2 separate regions of the Homo sapiens genome follow, and region 2 is linked to region 1. The links are chromatin loops, found by intact Hi-C in ENCODE. Cell type or tissue: gastrocnemius medialis. All regions are shown on one strand. Region 1 overlaps TNIP1 (TNFAIP3 interacting protein 1). Region 2 has its middle 23 kb from the start of SMIM3.

What was found. Peaks named below come from ENCODE experiments on the same cell type or tissue, not always from the same donor. Only the 100,000 strongest peaks of a DNase experiment are listed, where the experiment ranks them.
Region 2: a loop joins it to region 1, with 12 times the contacts of the local background. A loop is called at or near these places in 9 of 110 quality-filtered maps.

Annotation. Positions count from the first base shown.
Region 1 is chr5:151,046,586-151,049,085 of GRCh38, forward strand. All of the region lies in intron 8 of TNIP1 (TNFAIP3 interacting protein 1), which reads right to left. Among named protein-coding and RNA genes, the nearest start is that of GPX3, 27 kb to the left of the region's middle. RefSeq lists an enhancer at 1,379-1,518. In gastrocnemius medialis, a CTCF peak has its summit at 1,451 (motif pointing left); a DNase peak (open chromatin) is centred at 1,416; H3K27ac peaks cover 1,320 bases.
Region 2 is chr5:150,800,100-150,802,599 of GRCh38, forward strand. No RefSeq gene overlaps it. Among named protein-coding and RNA genes, the nearest start is that of SMIM3, 23 kb to the left of the region's middle. In gastrocnemius medialis, CTCF peaks have their summits at 1,130 (motif pointing right) and 1,344; no DNase peak of the experiment used is centred here; H3K4me3 peaks cover 750 bases; H3K27ac peaks cover 675 bases.

The DNA.
Region 1 (2,500 bases):
CTGCTTTGAGGGGCTGGAGCAGATAAAATATAAGGTGAGTTTGATGCATCTTATAGTGATGGAAAGTAAGGAAGTGCTCAAATGAATAATACTAATAACAATAATAATAAAAGAGCATGTCAAAAGGGCACAAGAGACAACCTGAAAAAAACATCTATGGCCAAAACGGGAACACTTTGAACAGCAAAATACATCACAATAGTATTGGATTATAAGTCACAGTATGAAATAAATACTCTTGAGTTCATACTGATAGAACAAAATAGCTGAATCAATAAATAAATGGGGGAGAAGGGACAGCTCTTCCTTACAAAAGAATTCTGATTAATAAGTGTAGGAAGAATGAGGAAAATATGAAATCACCATTCCATTACTACAGTAATAACTGCTGCAGGTGGAGATCCACCAATGGTCACTAAAATCAGTGAGTGAAAGTTTAAGAAAAAATAGAGTATTTGCATAGTCTCTAAGTTTCTCCTCAAAAATAAACACTTATTAATTACAAAGGGAAAATTGGTCACTTGATTGCAGAAACTTGAAAGACAGCACTTGGCCAAGTGATGAAGGTTAACAGTAGTAAAACACTGACATCATGTACCCCTGGTCTGCTGGACTGAGAAATATTCTGCACACTCTGATGTACACAGAACGTCACCTCCGTGAGATTCTTGCCAAAACACGTAACCTCAATCTCCTCATGAGATCCAATCACTTGTGAGGCCTCAATCGTGACAGCAAATAAGTCTATACTGAAAAACATTCTACAAATAACTGGCCAGTACAACTCAAAAGTTTCAAGGTCATGAAAAGCAAGGAACAGCTAGGAACTGTCACAGACTAGAGGAAAATGAGGGAGAAGAGACAACTGAATGCAATGTGGGATCCCAGACTCCATGCTGGCACACGACAGGACATGAGTGCAAATCTGGTGAAATCTGAATAAAGTCTGTAGTTTACTAAGTAGTACATGCCATTAATTCCTAGTTTTGATCATTTAACCTGGGTTCTATAAGATGTTGCCGTTAGGGGAAGTAAAGGAAGGGGATAGGGGAACTCTCTAGACTATTTTTGCAACTCTTCTGTAAGTCTAGTTATACCAAAATAAAAAGGTTTAAAGGTTAAAAAAAAAAATAGCAAGTGCTGGGGTGAAACAGCAGACAAGGCCAGTAGTCCGGAGGGTGTGTGTCGACTCTATCTCCAAGCCCCTCTGTGATGGACACCAAGACCCTCGTCTTCTCTGGGCTTCAATGCGATGAGAAGCTCAAACAGAAGAAGGTCTGCAGGCCCCATCCGGACTTCTGACATTGTCTGCCATCATCCTGGAGTCAGATTCTCTCTATTCTCAGCGTTCTCTTTCCAGCGTTCTCTTTCCCTCCACACTGCACCCCCAAGTGGCTTCAGGTAGGGCTGGGTGCAGAGCTTGCCCCCTACAGGCTCAGGCCTGTAAGCACACCATAGCACCAAGGAGCAAGGTGAGGGGGAGCCCTCCAAGGAAGGTCACCCCCTTTGAGAAAGGGGACAGACAGGCCTGCCCACTTGAAATCTGCGGCATCTTGGATGGGAGCTGTGCTTAGCAAAAAGGTCAACAAGTTACCGGGGAAGGAGGAAGAGGGTGGATTCCAGGCTCTAGGGTGGTGCACCCTGAACCTCCGCGAGGGAGAGAGGAGTCCACGTGGAGTCAGCAGAGCTGGCTGCTGGCCCCAAATCTCCCCTAAAGAGCAACAGCTAACGTTCACTGTTTACGACGCTAAACCTACTTTACAAGCATTGCATCACTGAATCCTCACAACCACCCCTTGAGGCAGGTGTTACTATCTTCATTTTACAGAGGAAACTGAGGCCTAGGAGTCTTATGTGACTTACCCAAGGTTGCAGTGCTGGTAAAAGGTGGAGCTAGTATTCCACCTGCATGCAATTCCAAGGCACACTCGTCGCCCCTCTGTAACACATGCCTCTAATGAGACAGGTGACCCTGGGGCACAAGGGCAAGTCGCTCCCACTCTCAGGAAGGGCAGGAAGAGCATCTGGCTCGGGGCATTCAAGGAAGACGAGTGGAGATTAAAGGGCACAGGAAAAGTAAAGAGACCTGTCCAGGGAATTCCACACCTGAGGCAGCTCAGAGAACCCAAGGGAGAACAGCCGAGTCTACAAGTCCCTTCCACAAGAGGGCAGACAAGGCCGGATCTGATTTGGGGAATAAAGGGAAGAAAAGAGGATCTCCATGGGCTGGGATTCGGAACACCAGGGAAGAGCAGACTTTCACCATTTATCAGCATGTTTCCCTGGCCGTACCCTACATCTGCCTGATAGCAGGTCACACAGAAATCCTGATTATATGATGTTACTTGACCTCTCCAAACCTATGGCCATAGCTATAGAATGGAATACTAGTCCCAGCCTTGCCTACTCTATAGGTAGAGATGAGGCCCAAATAAGAAAATAGATTTGCATGTCCTGGGTAAACTCTACATTGTCACACAGTAATAAGGAATTAAGCCAT
Region 2 (2,500 bases), 250 kb before region 1:
AAACTGCATTACTTTTGCACCAACCCAAAACAATTATCTATAATAAAGTCATGAATATATATATTGTCAATTTGTCACTAATAAAATTATTTTGGTGGTATTTTGTTCCATTTCTTCTTACAGGGGTAATTTTTTCTGTTATACCTCAAATGTAACTGGCTTAAACTGATTTCTTTTTTCAACCAAATATGTGTCTTTGGAAACAAACATTCTAATGGCATGCCTCTATACATATCTACCTAGTTCAAGGGAATGCAGTTTGGGAGACTGTGTGTACATGTGTGCACACTCCTGTGCGTACATGTTAAAGTGTAACGTGATCCACCTGAAATGTACATGCAGCTGTTTATATCATGTAGCCATCCATTTCATGATAAATATGTTTGGAAATAAATTTGTAGTACTACCTCCCAACAGCAAATCTTATTTCCTTTTAGTTTCAGTAATAGTATTTAGTATTAGTTGTCACTAATAAGGATTATTTTTAATTTGCAGATGGAAAGCTTCTTCCTTTCCATCCATAAATCGAGTGTTTCTTCTCAAAGGCAATGGTTCTCAAACTTTAGTATGCAACAGAATCACCTGAGGAGCTTTTCTTTTTTTGAGATGGAGTCTCGCTCTGTCGCCCAGGCTGGAGGGCAGTGGCGCGATCTCTGCTCACTGCAAGCTCCGCCTCCCGGGTTCAGGCCATTCTCCTGCCTCACCCTCCCGAGTAGCTGGGACTACAGGCACCCGCCACCACTCAAAATCCTGGTCCTTATCTGCAAAGATTCTATTTCAGTGGGCCTATGACGGAGCCAAGAATTCTGCATTTTTAAGGCAACTTGCTGTCCTTTGAGAAACATTGCACTGAAGTATTTGGGAACTTTGTTTCACTGTGATAGCTGTCTGGGACTTAAATCTTCCGCCAAAGGAAAACCTGGAAAATTTTGTGATTGAGCAAGCAAATCAAGCCCATGCGTAGTAGTAGACTGGGAACCGGTGGGTGTGAGACCCAGGCTCTATGTGGCCTACACTCTTCTGAACTCTTCTGAGTCTTGATTCCTGGTCTGTGAAGTGTGCAGTGTATCCGAATTAAATGAGAAAATCATTCCGTGCTTTTAGGGTGAGTTTGAATAACTTTTAGGCAGTCCACCAGATGGCGATATAACTTTTTTTTCAAATGGAGTGGTTAGCCTGCCGAAGTTGTGAGAGTCAGTCCTACAACATTCCTAGCAGATCAAGATTTTATGTTCCCAGTTCTGGCTTCAGAGACTGTAGCGATAACACAGGGCTCATGCAGTCCAACATCCCGTATAATACAGGTTGCCAGTTGTTGCCTTTTCAGTATTTCTCCTGTGTGATCCTGGACTGCTTGTGTCAGATTCACACAGGAGCATTTGCTTACAAATGCAGCTTCCAGGGCCCTGCTTCAGACGTACTGACCGAGAATCTCTGGAACTGGTTCTTCAGTATCTGCTTTGCAAAAACAATCCGTAAGTGCTCAACAAACAGGTTAAAGTCTGAGAGCCACGTGCCAGTGAAAAGGAGGTTCACGTCTTGCTGAAGCCACCCCTTATTAGCTGTTTTGTTAGAATTCCTCCCTCGGTGAGAGTGGGATTAAGGATTCAGGGATGCTAGTTCTGCCCTCTTGAGGCCACACTGAAGAGATCAACTTCCTTTTTCTTGGGAAATGTCTGAACATTTTGAAGGTCGCTAATCATGACTTACCTCACCTCCGCCCCTATCTTCTCTGGGGGTGGGGAAGAAGTCATACTTTGCATTACAGGTTGGCTGTCATCCTCCTTCCCTTTCCAGGAACACTATAACCAGAGACTAAGAGCGAGGACCTTCACTATTTCTTAGCTTTGTGATCGTGAGCAAATAACATAAACTCTTTGAGCCTCAATTTCCTCTTCTGTAAAATACGAGTGAAAATAATTATACCTACTTCAAAGGATTGTTATGATTATTACATGGGGTGATGAATGCAAAGTGAAAAGGTAAAATATAGCAAAATGTGATCTATTATTAACAATAATGAGCTTCAGTTTCTACATCTGTAAAATGGTGATGATAACTACTAGAGCATGGGGAGAATTAAATGAGGTAATATAAGTAAGGTAGTTGGTTAATGTCTGACTTAGAAGAGGCTCTCAATAGTAGTAATTATAAGATGGCCAATAATGTAAAAACACCAATGGTCTATGCCCCTAATGATGTGGGATTTTAAAAATCACTGAAGTAATGAGATTAGCAATTTCCTTACTGTTATCCTGTAGGATCAGCCTTAGAACAAGTATAAAACTTGTATCTCTTCTATACTAAGTTCCTTTTAGAAAATGTTTCTTAATGAATCCACAATTATTTAATAAAACACAAAGTATTCAATTTTTAAGTATTAATTCCTCACAGAAATTGCTTTCTAAAGTTTTAAGGGTGCAAAAAACATTAAAAATCTTTCAGTAAGCTAAAACTTTAATTAGGCCCTTATATAATTCTTGCTAAAGAGAGAGAATGG